Linked DNA regions of Homo sapiens: regions 1, 2 and 3 are each linked to region 4. Evidence: chromatin contacts called from ENCODE Hi-C or POLR2A ChIA-PET data. All regions are on one chromosome and are shown on one strand. Each heading gives the region's core, a stretch centred on a gene start or an enhancer-like site at or near the end of the contact. The rest is flanking DNA. Distances are from core to core; before and after follow the strand shown. Region 1 holds the start of CACNA1G (calcium voltage-gated channel subunit alpha1 G). Region 2 holds the start of LRRC59 (leucine rich repeat containing 59). Region 3 holds the start of RSAD1 (radical S-adenosyl methionine domain containing 1). Region 4 holds the start of NME1 (NME/NM23 nucleoside diphosphate kinase 1).

Region 1 (3,551 bases), core at 1-2,500, 590 kb after region 4:
GCCTGGATCCCCACCCCCCCAACCCAGGAAGACTGAGGTGTGTGTACGCAGGTGGGGTAAGCCCGGGTTACCGACGAGACCTGCTCGCGTCTCCGCTCCCACTCTGGTGCCCCCTCCCCTCCCTGGCAGCCCCCCCCCCATCCGCCTACCCTCCGGGCTCACTTCGACTCACCTGGCGGTGGGTCTTCTTCCCCCCCGACCCCCGGCGGTGCGGCCCGTCCCCCTTCTGACCCCGCGCCTGGCCGTCGTGCCCCGAAGGATATGGGTTACAGACCGTGCGGAGACACCAGCTCCGCGGGCGGCTGTCCTGGCTCAAGTAGAAGAAAACCACCGGGGCCAGCGCCGGGTACGGCAGCCCCTCCGCCTCGGAGTCCGCGCTGCCCGGGTCCTTTTCTGCTGACCCCGGCCCCGGCCGGCCCCCGGCCCCCGACAGGTCGTTGAGCCGCATGAAGCTCCGGGGCTGTCCCGACTCCTCGGCGCCCGCTCCATCCTCCTCCTCGTCCATCCTCTGGCCAGCCGGGGCCCCGGGCGATCCGGAGAGGGGCAAGCGGCGCCCCTCAGAGGAGGTGTCCTCACGCAACCCGGGGGCCCCGGCGGGGGCACATCTGGTGGGCTCTAGGGCGCAAGCTGAGCCCCCGGGAGGGCCAGTTCAGCCCAGCTCCCCCTGCCCGCAGGGGCATGCTGCCCGCGGGGCGCCGGGGCGCAGGGAAACCCCGCCCGGCGCGAGTCCCGCTTCCCCTGCGCCCCTGGGGCTTCCCGGGCCAGCCGGCCGGCTCCCCCTCACTTTGTTCCGGCTTCTTCGCTTCGCGCCCAGGCTCCGGTTGCCGGATTCGGCGCTACCTTCGGCGAAGCCGCCCCGAGAGGGCGAACGAAAAGGGGGGCAGCGGCGGAGGGCGGGGGTCCGGGGAGGGGCGCCCCCTCTTCCCGCGGCGCAGCTGGAGCCGGATCTAAGGGGTCAGCATCGTCCCGGCTCCGCGCCAGGCGGCGGGGGAGGGGAGGAGGGATCTCTTTAGGGGTGGGCTTGGAGGGGGTGGGGGCGGCTCCTTCCCCCGCCCCGCCGCGGGCTCACTGTCCGGGAGGGGCGGGGAGACAGTGGGGGGCAGTCCCGGGCGGGAGTGGAGGCGGAGATGCCGCCGCCGCAGCCGCCGCGGTGGCTGCCGCTGCCGTAGCTGTCGCCGGCGCCACAGCCTCCTCCTCCGGCCGAGACGCGGAGCGAGCGAGCGAAAGCGGCGGCGAGGAGCCCCGCGCACACCACAGCTGGATCCCTCACTTCAACTTCAAGCCTCGGCCCCGCCCCCAGACAGCCCCGCAGCCAATCGCCGGACGCCGCCGGCCCCGAGCCGCGCGCCCATTGGCCGTCCGCCGTGGCAGTGCGGGCGGGAGCGCAGGGAGAGAACCACAGCTGGAATCCGATTCCCACCCCAAAACCCAGGACCGCCCCTCTCCCCTCCCCTTGCCCCTGGGTCCGCTCCCGAAGGCTGGAGCCAATCAGACTGCTGCCCAGACCGAACCCACTTTCCTATTGGCCATTGGGGTCTTTGGGACTCCCTTGGAGGGAGCCCGAAGAATCAGAGTATTCGGCGCGGGGTCCTGGCGTAGGGCCGCAGGCCCCAGGCATCCTTTGTCCACGACCCCTGATTTGGGCAGCAGCCGGAGGACGGAGCTCAGCTCTGGGCGGGCCTGGGGAAGAAAGGAGACAGGCGGCACGGGGGTGAGGGTTGTCACCAGGGGGTCCCAGAGCGAAATCCCAGGTCTCCACCTGGTTAATCTCCCACCCTGGAGTTGAGCTTGGCTGCGGGACTGGGGGAGGGAAGGAGCGGAGCTGGATGTCCTGGGGGTGGGGCTTCAGGCTGGAGGGGCCCAGTCTTGGAGAAACGGGCGGAGCTCGAGAAAGGCTAGGGTAGGCATGGTCTGGGCGTGGCCTCCACAAATCTCTTGGGCTTATTGGTCATACTCCCGAGTCAATTCTGAGACTTCGACCCTGACCTCGTAACCCTAACCCGCTGGACCTGACCTCACATTGACGCTCCTGGGCTTCATCCCTTTGCCCCTAGGGACCTTTTGAAGGGCGTGGACTCCACGCAGGGGCTTCGTGCTTGAACACGTGGCCCCAGGCAGGTCGCGCTGGACCGCAGAGCCCGGATCCCCAGGAGGGGCTGCGGAGCAGAGCGAGGACCCCTAAGAAGGAACCTGTGGGGGTCTCGAGTGTGTGGGAGGGGGCGGAAGCACAGAGCTGGGCTTTATCGACTCGACCTTCAAAGTCCCCACCACCGCCACCCCCCAACTTCGTGCCTCAGTTTCTCTTAAGTCCCTATGTGGCTTAGGGAAAGAGTGTCCGCGGAACTGGAACTTCGCGGGTCTGCCGCCTTCACTCACTCACCTTAACCCTACCGGCAGCGGGCCCTCGTGGGTTTGTGCTTTCCACGCGTGCACACGCACGCGCAGACCCCGGCCCTTGCCCCGCCTACCTCCCCGAGTTCTGGGGCTCAGTCGGCTCTAGCTCTCTCCTGCCGCCGGCGCCACTCCAGAAAGCTGTGGGTACCCGGGAGCGGAGCGCCGCGGGTGTGCTGGGCGCCGGTGGAGGGGGGAACAGCGAGGATTAGACGCCGGGAAGCACTTCCCCAACATCTGCGAGAGGTAGACACGGCGGAACCTAGTGGGTCAGTCAGTTCCCTCTCCGGAGATTTTGGGGCGCTTGCGCCACTGCGGAGAGGCGGCGGGATGGGTCGGATGACCTCCATCACCACCCCTCACTTTGCTGAGGCCATCACCCCTGGGCGTTGTTCACTCTCCTAAGGCTGCACCACCCACGCAGCCCCCGCGCACCTCCCGCCACCGCAGAGGGTTGGGGTCGTCTCAGTTCCCGCCCCGGCCGATGGGGGGAGGGGATGGGGGAAGTGGCAGAGTGGCTGCTGCGCCGTCGTCTCCCTGGTTGCCCTTTCGCCGAATCCATGCACAGAGTTGTGTAAATGAGGCCGGGCGGGCTCATTTGCATTTCATGCTAATGAGCAGATCCCCTAAGTGCCTTTTTTTCCTGGCGGGAGTCTCTGCTCTCATTCTGAGTATGCGGCGCCTGAGTCTTGAACCCCGTGCCGTCTTCTGGGAAAGGGGGGCTATTTATGGTTGCTCCGCGCGTCTGACACCTTCTTCCCTCCCGAGAGGCCGCAGTCTGCCGGGTCGGCCTGCCCTTCCCGCCAGGATAGAGGCCCCGGGGCTGGCGCGAGAAGTAGGGACGCCCAACACCCCTTCTTTGCAGAGGGGAAAATGAGGACAGAGAGGCTGGCCCAGCCCAATGATCAGGTCCCCTGGTGGTCAGCAGGCCCCACACCCTCATCCATCATCCCGGCCACCCCTGGGCTCTGGACTGAACTCTGTTCTAGAACATGCCCGAAAGGAGGGCAGGCACAAACGCACCATCTAGATAAATTGAGATCCACATGCACTTCCCTGGGTTCAGGACCTAGGGGAGACCGGCCACGCAAGACAGGATCTGATCCCTGTACTCGGCATGTTGGGGCTGATGGCCAGTCGGAGATGCTTACCCTTAGCCT
Region 2 (3,291 bases), core at 451-2,950, 760 kb after region 4:
GGCTTGCCATTGTTCCTGCGTGGCTAAGTGCCTGGATTTGTCCTAATTGAGCTGAATAGAGCTATAACACTCATTGCATGGCCCAAGATTCCATTCCTTGGAATGCGTGAGGCCAAGAAACCCAGGTCAGAGAACAAGAGGCTTGCCGCCATCTTGGAAGTGGCCCGCCACCATCTTGGGAGTTCTAAGAACAAGGACCCCTGCCACCCACCCCCCGTAACAATTGCACTTACTTTATTTGGTGTTCATAGTTTCCCTCTGAGACAAGATTTTTTATTTTTTATTTTTTTAGAGATGGGGTCTTGCTATGTTGCCCAGACTGGTTTTGAACTCCTAGCCTCAAATAATCCTCTCATCTTGGCCTCCCAAGTATTGGGATTACAGGTGTGAGCTATCCTGCTCGGCCCCTCTGAGATAAGCTTTAATATCCCTATTTCAAAATGAGTAAACTGAGGTTTGGAGTGGGTAAAGTGCTTCCTTCCTTCATTCATTCATTCATTCATCCATCCATCTATTCATTTATTCAACAGACATCTGAATGAGTAGCTACCCTGCATCAGGGTATGCCAACTCTGGGCATACGAAGATGATTAAGACAAAAATCCCTGTCCTCACAGTCCAGAATGAAGGACAGACACATAAAGATGAGTATAATACAAGGTGGATCATGAATTGTAGCTAATATTTATTGGGTACTTACTAAGTGCCAGTGACTGCTGTAAGCTCTTGGTGTGTTTTACTCCTTCAGTTCTCCCCAACCTCTGTTAGCTACATGTCTCATAGATTGATTCATAGATAAGACTGAAGCCTGGTGATTGTCTACGGTTTTATAAGTAGCAAGTGGCAGAGCCAGGATGAATACCCAGTGGATAGGTATTAGTGCCAGAGGTCCCACTTGGCCATCAAGCTCTACTGTCTCTGATGATAAAGTAGCAAACAGGGACCTAAGTTGGTTGGGGGGGGCGCTAACTCAGTCTGGCATTCACGGTGTTCAGGGGAGATTTCCTGAAGGACTAAGGAATTAGCTAGACAGAGGTGAGTGGGGGGGAGGGAGGGCCATCGCTGGGGAGGGCCAGACGTGGGAGCCACCTCCTGGAAATCTACACAGCATCTAGGCCAGGCAGGGACTGGAGCGTGTGAGGAAGCTGCGAAAGCAGGCAGGACCCAGCTTCCAAAGGAAAGTGGTCCGTATCCTAGAGGTAGCTGCAAGTTTGAAGGGTTTTACGTAGGGGAGAGACTTGGCCAGATTTTTAGAAAGATCACCGGGGAGCTGGGTGAAAGTGGATGGAAGGACAGAGACAAGCACTGAGGCAGTGAGTGGGGAGGAGAGAGGAGAAATTCAGGAAGAAGAGTTTTCCCCATGATGGTTATTCGGGGGTTAAGTAGAGGACAGGGAGCAGTTTTAGAGGACACCCAGCTTCTGCTCCTAATCAGGGGGATTGGGGTGATCTGATGAGGTCAGTATTGGATGTCAACCCAGTCTTCTGGCGCCCAGTCCGTGCCCTTTCGCCTCGTGGCACTGCCAGCAATAATGCCCGCGGGCCACGGGTGAACGTGAACCGAGCTCGCAGCCTCCAACCCCACCCCTCCGGCGGCGGCGACGTGCAGTGCATCACCCTGGGCACCAGGGGGCGTGCCCGCACACGCTCGGGCCGCTCTGGCCCAGCCCATCTCAGTGGTCGCGGAAGGTGACGTGGACACGGAAGTGGTCGTCGTCGCGGCACCGGTGGGAGCTAGGCGCGAGGCTCGGAGTGCGGCCAGCGGGCGGAGGCGGTCTCGCATCGGCGGCGACGGAGGGCTCAGGCGTCGTCGTTTGGGTGGGGGGCCGCTGAACTGACAAGCGACATTTCAGCTCCTTTCACCCGCCGGAACCCCGGAGCCGGGGCCCGCTCAGCCGGCGTTACCATGACCAAGGCCGGTAGCAAGGGCGGGAACCTCCGCGACAAGCTGGACGGCAACGAACTGGACCTGAGCCTCAGCGACCTGAATGAGGTCCCGGTGAAGGAGCTGGTCAGTATCGTCCCGCGAGGCCCAGGCGCCCACCTTCGCCGGGCGCTGGCCCCTACGTGGGCCACTTACTTTCCTCTTCTCTAAAAGCATCAGTTTCCTTTTCTTTAAAAAGAAGCGGGGTGGTGGGACTAAGTCCCCTAGGAGGCCGCGTCCAGCCCAAGGTTCTTCCCGGGATGTACACGTGTCACTTTGGCGCAGTTCCAGAACATAGGGAAGATCTGCTTCTCTGGCCCTAGGCTTTTTACAGGCTAAGAAGCGAATCTGTCACCTTTGCGGGGCTTTCACAGCGCCCACCTCCGTGCCCGACTCTGAGTAGGAGCACACGGAGCAGTTACTGGATGTATTCGAGAATGAATGAGTGACTTGTTCCAGGGGAGTAGGCCTCCTGGTAGACCTGGGTGTGGCCCAGAACCTGGCTCTTCTAGGAAGCTGGCAATTCCAGCTGGCTGCCCGAGCCCTGAGGCAGCCTAACTCGAAGAAAGTAAAGTCTCCCCCCAGCTTGGCTGGTAAACTGTCATCTGAATTCCGCTGAAACTGGCGGGAGTCCCTTTCGCCCCTCTCTCCCCCAACCTTTCCCCTGTAAACTGAAGCTTACAGCTCCAGAGAGATAGCAGGCATCTAGTTTTGTCAGCGTGGAGCTAGTTCCCACATCCCTCCTTTTCCCACTCCGTTCCCCCTCCCACCCGCGCCAACGCCCTACTAGACTCACTTTGGGTGACCCACACTTTGCTTTCTGCCGTTGATAAATTACATTTGCCTTGGGCGCTGGGCCCAGTCTTTCTTCCACCGTGGACGGGTATTACAGTGGTTAGAACCGGGTTCCTAGCTCCTCCCAGCTCCATTGCTTAATAGCCGAGTGCCCTTGGCAAGCTAGTTAGCCTTTATGCCTAGATCTCCTCATCTATACAATGGTGATAATAGTTTCCATCTCATACGCTTATTGGGAGGTTAAATACCATTGTAATGGAAAATGCTTGGAAGGAGCAAATACTGATACTTGTAGCTGTTGTTGTGTTTTTCCCGCTGTAGTATTTAAAACTTTTTTAGGTGGTCAAACTTCACTTTTACGACTTTGTGACAGAAAGTGCAGGTTGCCAGAGGATCCTTAACTGAATATATGCCTCCTTTTCTACCCCAGGAAGATAGATGGCCAGCCTTATTTCACCCTGCCCTAGGACTGCTCTCTGAAACCATATACTCCAGGCATCTGAACAGTCCAGCATTAACCTTAGGGAGAAAGTTTTGCTGAGCTTGTCCAGCCTGGACACCATGGGAAAATAG
Region 3 (3,403 bases), core at 659-3,158, 670 kb after region 4:
CTACGGAAATATCGGAGGTCAACCTGAGACGACTAGGTTTCTCCCTACTTAAAAACCTTCAATGGCTCCCTATCATTACTAGGACAAAACCCACACTCCTTAGTAGGCACCAAAGGTTTTGGACTCTACCTTGCAACCTTGTTTCCAGCCTCTCCAATCACAAGGAATGACTCACAACTCCCCCAAAACATGCCAGGCTCTTCCATGGCCTGTGTCGTTTCCCCCACACCCCCTCACCTGGTGAACTCTTCCTCTTCATTCAAACATCTCCTCCAGAGAAGTTTCAGTGATTTCATCAGAGTGACCTCCCTTCAGGCTGTACTCTAGAAGCCTTTTATAGAGACCCCCTTTACAGGTGACATTTACCATGCTGCAATAATCTGGCTACATGTCTGCGTCTCCCGTGTCATGTAGCAAATCTTTTTTGACCACCTACTATGTGCCAGGCACTATGGTAAGTGTTTGAAATAGAAAAGCCACACCTGATCCCTTTCTCATAAAGTCTGTGGTCTATGACAGCAGCAGACAATTAAGGAGTTATAAAAGTGTCGCACTAGGCCCTACTGTGTCCCTGGCACCCAGAAGGTGCTCAATCAATGTTTGCCCAATGAATGAATGTGACCAAAGAGGAGATGGCACTGAAGGGCGGGGTGCACTGGGATGGGGTGAGTGCCATGGGTTACCTGGAGGCCTATAGACAACCTGTTAACCCCTGCTGCCCCGAACTCTGCCAGTCTGGAGCCCGGAGCTGAAGTAGGATTAGCCTCCAATGTGACTTCCAAGTCTGCAGGCAGGTGGGCTGCCTGTGCCACAGCCTCCAGGACAGCAGCCACCGTGTGGGGACTGGCTAGACTGGGGGTCCCCCCACCAAAGAACACAGACTCCACCCTGGGGAAAGAGAATGGAGAAATGAGACCTGGGGGAGCCCTCTGGGATGCCTGCACCTATCCCCCACCACTCCTCCAAATATTTCCCAAAACGCTGCCTACAGCCCCCACTACCCACCGTTGCACCCCGCTGAGCCGCAGCAGCGTCTGAGCTTCGGTCACCAGACACTTCTGCATGGCAGCCTCCTCCAGGCGGCGAGGGATGTACTTGTTGAAGTTGCAGTAACTGCAGCGCTTCTCGCAGTAAGGCCACTGGGGGCAGTGAGTGCACGTGCGCGGTGAGAGCTGCCCTGGCCACTTCCAGGGTTCAGTCGCACACACCCCCAACCCCACCCCCACCCCTATCCCGAGGTCTTTCCACAGTAGCTAGGACATCTAAGCCACACAACTCCCCAAGGCAGGTCGCACTGGGGTTATTACATCCACTTCAATGTGAGAAAACTGAGGCTCACTCCTTTGTTACGCTGCCTCTTCCAACCAGCAGACGTCAGGAAGGAATTCAACCCAAGCTCTTTCTGGGATCATATAATTTTCATACAATTTTCCTATGAGCCATTTTCCCAGCTACCGAGTCAGAACACTGCTCTTAAGAAAATTTTGTCTTGCTAAGAGGAAAATTGTTATGAAATTTGAACCATTTGGTCAGAGTCACCGAGCCGGTGAGTAGCAGAGACTTCAGGTTTCTGGACCAAGTCATTTCCCTGCCAAAGCACAGGGTCCCATCCCAGACCTCGTACGGGGGCACGGAAACACGGCAGGCGGGTTCATAGAGTGACAAACCGCCACCTGGGTTTTGGACGGCCACGGTCACGGCCAGGGCTGCGGCCACACACCGTGGGCTCCGCCCCCGCCCCTACTCACGTGTACGTAAAGCGCCGCGCGCCGGCCCGCAGGCTCAGGACTCGGGGACCCTCCTGCGTTCTCCACGCGGCGGCGCCTCTGGGCCGCTCTGGCTGCTGCCGCCCAGCCGCGAGCCCGGGCTCCGGGGAGCGCCATGGCGCCCAGCGCAGCGCGGCGCACTGACCCGAGCAGGAGACGCGCGCAGGGATCACTGTGAGTGCGCAGCCGGCGGAAGGAAGAGGGGCTGCGTGACCGCGCGACAAGAGGGCCCGGGCCCGGGGCTGCGGCGCCACCTGCCGGGCGCCCGGGCGCTCACTGCGGCCTCCTGTCGGTTCTTTCCCCAGGCCGCGAGGCGGGCTGCTTGCCTTTTGGCACCTTGTGCCCGGGCGAGTTCCCGGACCCATCCAGGAGCTCTTAGTTTGTTCAGTCAATTCCTTGACATTTGATGTGCCTGGCTCAGAACTGGGCGCTGGGGACATCTAGGTGCATAAAGCCAGGTTGCATTCTGGCAGGAGAGAGGCAAGCCAACCGGCCAGGACAGGCAAGGCGTATTAATTCCGTGCCTGCTGGACACCAGAGCCGTCCGCCTCAGTGCTGTGAGGTCATCTGTTTTAAGAGTGTGGGAGTCAGTAGGGCAGAAGAGACACTTGGGCTGGATCTTTCTTTTAATTTCATTTACAAATATTTGGGAGAGGGGAGGTCTTGAACTCCTCGGCCTCAAGCGATCCTCCTGCCTCAGCATCTAGAGTAACTAAGGATTAAGGGCATGAGCCACCACCAGGGCTATGCACGGGATCTTGGAGGAGCAGAAAATCCCAGGGGCAATTGGCTTGGCCGGGAGAGTAGACTGTTTTGGGTCAGGCCAACCCAAGCATCTGGAGGTGTACGTGCTGGAAGGACAGTCAGATGGTGTGTGTAGGAGAGAGGGGGAAGGCGCAGGGGAAGGCCTGGGGAAGCAGGCACCTGAACAACTGTCCCACAAAGCAGAAACATCATGGGCTTCAGAGGCAGGCGGTGCAGGACAGTTCTCCCAGTGGCCTTGAACTGACCTGGTTCTCCCCTCCTTTCTTGCTTGTAGTTCTCAAGAATAACTGTAGACGCCTGTAATCCCAGCACTTTGGGAGGCCGAGGCGGGCAGATCACTTGAGATCAGAAGTTCAAGACCAGCCTAGCCAACATGCTGAAACCCCGTCTTTACCAAAAATACAAAAATTATCCAAGCGTGGTGGTGGGCACCTGTAATCCCAGCTACACGGGAGGCTGAGCAGGGAGAATCCCTCGAACCTGGGAGGCGGAGGTTGCAGTGAGCTGAGACAGTGCCACTGCACTCCAGCCTGGGTGATGGAGCAAGACTGTCTCAATAAATAAATAAATAAAACTGTAGAGTGTGCAGAGAATGCAACATCCTGAGGGAAGGAAGGACTGGCCAGCACAGCCATGCTCTGTTCCAGTCCCCCTAGAAAAAGCATGTCCTTCAACACTTCAGCCCAACATGTCACATGGCCCCAGGGTATAAAGCCCAGGGCAGAAGCCGGGCGCGGTGGCTTACTCCTGTAATCCCAGCACTTTGGGAGGCCGATGCGGGCGGATCATAAGGTCAGGAGATTGAGACCATCCTGGCTAACACGGTGAAACCCCGTTTTTACTAAAAATACAAAAAACTAGCCAGGTGTGGT
Region 4 (3,407 bases), core at 260-2,759:
GGGTTTCACCATGTTGGCCAGGCTGGTCTCCAACTCCTGACCTCAAGTAATCTGCCCACCTCAGCCTCCCAAAGTGCTGGGATTAAAGGCGTGAGCCCCATGAGCCTGGCCACCATTTGATTTAATAAGCTTCTTTTAAACATCTACTGTGTACCAAACACTGCGGTGGAACTAGGATACAGGATGTTAAAAACAAGGCACTATCTTTCTCAATAATCAAGCTTGGGAGAAACTACACTGATGAAAAGTTTTACTAATGTGAAAGTGATGTCCGGTACAAAGCAGTAAGAAATAATAGTTTGACTTAATGCCACAGCCATAGCATTAGGGGTTTTAGAGAATATATCTTTACAACCCCCTTCATTTTACAAATGAGGAAACAGGACCACAGCACCAGAATGAAGGCCAAAACCCAGCATTCCCAACCCATTAATCCATTCTTGTAATGTTATGCTACACTTTACAATGCAAAGAATATTTTGACTAGCCAATAAACGGTGGGGTGTGGGAGAACTACAGACATTAGGAATATCTGATACGGGACATCATACTGAAAGGAAGCCTAGAGAGTAACTATTCCGTCCAGATCCCTCATTTTACAGAAGACTGCGCTCATGACCTACCCTGTATCACAGCTTGAGATAGGAGGCCCCTCGCCTTGAAAGACGATCCCTAAAGTAGACAGTAGCACCATCTCTTGGCCCCATCTTCCTGTCCTTTAGTTAACCTCTTCTTACAGCATCTTAGCACTGTAGTCCAATTTTCTGTTTGTGTGTCTGCCTCCCCTGCACACCAGGCTGACTTAGTCCTGTGTAGAGACTCTATGGTACCTAGCCACAGGGCCTAGCAGTCAATAGGAGCAAAGAAAATCATTTATCACCATTCTGCAACTTCCAAAAAAAAAAAAAGAGAGAGAGACAAAGCCCAAAGACTGCGGAGAATCGCACGATGGGGTGCGGGGCAAGCATAAATTGTCCAGGAGAAAACAGGACTAAAGCGCCAGAAATACACCCTAAAAATGTCCCTCCACATCGGTCCCGGTGACACAACAGTAAGCACTCAGTGCTTGCTGAATGAATGACACACACACCCGTCATTTATTCAGCAAGCACTTACAGAGCGCCAACTCCGTGCCCGGCACTGCTCTCGACAGACACAAATAAGGCACAGCCCTGTCGTCGCGGCCTGACGAGAAAGGCGGCCACCGACAAAGGCGAGTCCACGTGGCGTGGGACGTGCGCCGACCGGTCTGCACTTGTCCACAGGCGCTCCCTGCCCCTCCTCCCATCCGATCCTCCTCGCCGCCTCTTAGAGCTGAACTCATCTCTTCACTAACTCCTCACCTAACCCACTCCCGCGACTACACTCCTTTCTTTTTCCTCTCAGGATCCCGAACACCTCTTACCCTTCCAGCTGCTTAGGTTTGAACTCCGGCTGCAGCCGCCAGCACCCGAAACGCGCCCGGGACCCACGTGGTTCGCAGCACTTGCACGCACGGAACGCTTCTGCGCAGATCCGCTGCCGGAGAGCCCATTTTGCAGAACACCGCTCGCCCACGCTTCCTCTTGGGAGTAGGCAGTCATTCTAGGGAACAACTTTCTGCAGTTTAACTTCCGGCGCTAGCTTTTTCAGACCTTTCCGGTTAGCTGCTTGCTTTCTTCTCTCCACCCCCGGGTTCTCTGACTCACTTCCTTCGTTCGCGAGCAAATTGGCTTCCCGAGAGGTGGCGCTCACACGTTGCGTGAAGTCCAAAGAGTGCCTGACCTAGAAGTAGACTTTTCGCTCCCGCTTTGTGTTTATTCACCTTTTCTAGCCTGTCAAGCAAAAAATTTTGAGTACCTACTACGTGGACGCATTATTCTAGGCCCTAGGGATAAAACAGTATGCTCTCTTGGAGCTTCTGGGAGGGATGGGAGTATAGGAAAACAAGAAGCAAATAAGCAAATTAATATGTAATAGATCGCATTTTGTAAGTGCTGTGAAGAAAAGGCCAGAGAAATCTCTGAGTAAGTGATAATAGAATAGACCTGCATGAAGTGAGGGAGCCAGCCCAGTGATTCTTCGAGAGCCAAGTATTACGGTGGACATCGAGTGGTGGAAAATGCCGTTAGAATAGAGCCAAATCTTATGTTGTGAGATGCTAATACAGATTTTGCACAAGGCATGACATCATCACTAACAAAAAAACATTCCCACTGCTCTAAGGGGAAATGAACGGGGGAAAGGTACAAAAATGGAATCAGGAGCCGTTTCAACAAATGATGCTGGAGCAATTGGACGAATATAGACCCAAAGAACCTCAACCTAAACCTCTCACCTTATACAAAATTTACTCAAAATGAATCATAGATTTAAATGTAAAACAATAAATCACTTATGGGGAAAAAAAAAGTTAAAAAAAATCCTCAGGACCTAGGGCCAGGCAAATAGTTTTTAGACGACACCAAAAGACCAATCTATACAGGGAAAAAGTTGATAAATTGGAACTTACTGAAATTTAAAACTTTTGGCCGAGCGCGGTGGCTCACGCCTGTAATCCCAGCACGCTGGAAAGCAGCGGCGGGAGGATCACTTGAGCTCAGGAATTCGAGACCAGCCCGGGCAACATAGTGAAACCCCGTCTCTACTAAACATACAAAAATGAGCCGGGCGTGGTTGCAGGCGCCTGTAGTCCCAGCTACTCGGGAGGCTGAGGCAGGAGAATCGCTTGAACCCGGGAGGCAGAGGTTGCAGTGAGCCGAGATTGCGCCAGGGCACTCCAGCCTGGGTGACAGAGCGAGACTCGGTCTCAAAAAAATAAAAAATAAATAAAATAAATAAGTAAAATTTCATTATTCTCCTGTTTTCTTTTTTTTCTTTTTGAGACCGAGTATCGCTTTGGCGCCCAGGCCGGAGCGCAGTTGCACGATGTCGGTTCATTGCAAACTCCGCCATCCGGGTTCAAGCGATTCTCGTGACTCAGCTTCCCGCGTAGCTGGGACTACAGGCGTCTGCCACCACGCCCGGTATTTTCTTTTTCTTTTTTTTTTTTTTTTTTTGAGACGGAGCCTTGCCAGGTCGCCCAGGGTGGAGTGCAGTGGTGCGATCTCGGCTCACTGCAACCTCCGCCTCCCGGGTTCAAGCGAATCTCCTGCCCCAGCCTCCCGAGCAGCTGGGATTACAGGTGCCCACCACCACACCCGGCTACTTTTTGTATTTTTAGGAGAGACGGGGTTTCACCATGTTGGCCAGGTTGGTCTCAAACTCTTGACCTCGTGATCCGCCCGCCTCAGCCTCCCAAAGTGCTGAGATTACAGGCATGAGCCACCGCGCCTGGCCCTAATTTTTGTATTTTTAGTAGAGACGGGTTTTCACTATGCTGGCCAGGCTGGTATCGAACTCCTGACCTCAAGTGTTCCATCTGCCTC

The links. A loop is a pair of places that touch in the nucleus more often than their neighbours do. ChIA-PET counts read pairs that join two places held with the same protein, here RNA polymerase II (POLR2A). Pooled maps may share reads with other maps.
Region 1: a loop to region 4 is called in a pooled map, with 16 times the contacts of the local background. The contact joins the promoter of CACNA1G here to the promoter of NME1 in region 4. A Hi-C loop is called at or near these places in 1 of 37 single-sample maps with no recorded cell type and 10 of 50 pooled maps. POLR2A ChIA-PET finds 5 or more read pairs at or near these places in 2 of 52 experiments (activated T-cell and naive thymus-derived CD4-positive, alpha-beta T cell).
Region 2: a pooled map shows a loop between it and region 4 (6-fold over the local background). The contact joins the promoter of LRRC59 here to the promoter of NME1 in region 4. A Hi-C loop is called at or near these places in 1 of 37 single-sample maps with no recorded cell type and 6 of 50 pooled maps. POLR2A ChIA-PET finds 5 or more read pairs at or near these places in 2 of 52 experiments (HEK293 and naive thymus-derived CD4-positive, alpha-beta T cell).
Region 3: a loop to region 4 is called in a pooled map, with 23 times the contacts of the local background. The contact joins the promoter of RSAD1 here to the promoter of NME1 in region 4. A Hi-C loop is called at or near these places in 1 of 37 single-sample maps with no recorded cell type and 7 of 50 pooled maps. POLR2A ChIA-PET finds 5 or more read pairs at or near these places in 1 of 52 experiments (activated T-cell).

What each region holds. Positions count from the first base shown.
Region 1 is chr17:50,558,414-50,561,964 of GRCh38, reverse strand. It overlaps CACNA1G (calcium voltage-gated channel subunit alpha1 G), which reads right to left and starts at 1,250. Exons shown (of 38, transcript NM_018896.5): 1 at 264-1,250. The coding sequence starts at 505. CACNA1G-AS1 (CACNA1G antisense RNA 1) reads left to right here. Exons shown (of 2, transcript NR_038439.1): 1 at 1-37. RefSeq lists enhancers at 1-291, 1,651-1,700 and a silencer at 1,051-1,430.
Region 2 is chr17:50,395,932-50,399,222 of GRCh38, reverse strand. It overlaps LRRC59 (leucine rich repeat containing 59), which reads left to right and starts at 1,700. Exons shown (of 7, transcript NM_018509.4): 1 at 1,700-2,010. The coding sequence starts at 1,906. It overlaps LRRC59-AS1 (LRRC59 antisense RNA 1), which reads right to left. Exons shown (of 2, transcript NR_199069.1): 2 at 666-2,007. RefSeq lists a silencer at 1,654-1,723.
Region 3 is chr17:50,477,365-50,480,767 of GRCh38, reverse strand. RSAD1 (radical S-adenosyl methionine domain containing 1) reads right to left here and starts at 1,908. Exons shown (of 9, transcript NM_018346.3): 1 at 1,749-1,908; 2 at 1,006-1,139; 3 at 684-888. The coding sequence starts at 1,883. RefSeq lists silencers at 695-1,081, 1,653-2,142.
Region 4 is chr17:51,151,661-51,155,067 of GRCh38, reverse strand. NME1 (NME/NM23 nucleoside diphosphate kinase 1) reads right to left here and starts at 1,509. Exons shown (of 5, transcript NM_000269.3): 1 at 1,406-1,509. NME1-NME2 (NME1-NME2 readthrough) reads right to left here and starts at 1,509. Exons shown (of 9, transcript NR_037149.2): 1 at 1,406-1,509; 2 at 624-843. RefSeq lists enhancers at 1,239-1,658, 1,442-1,973, 997-2,196.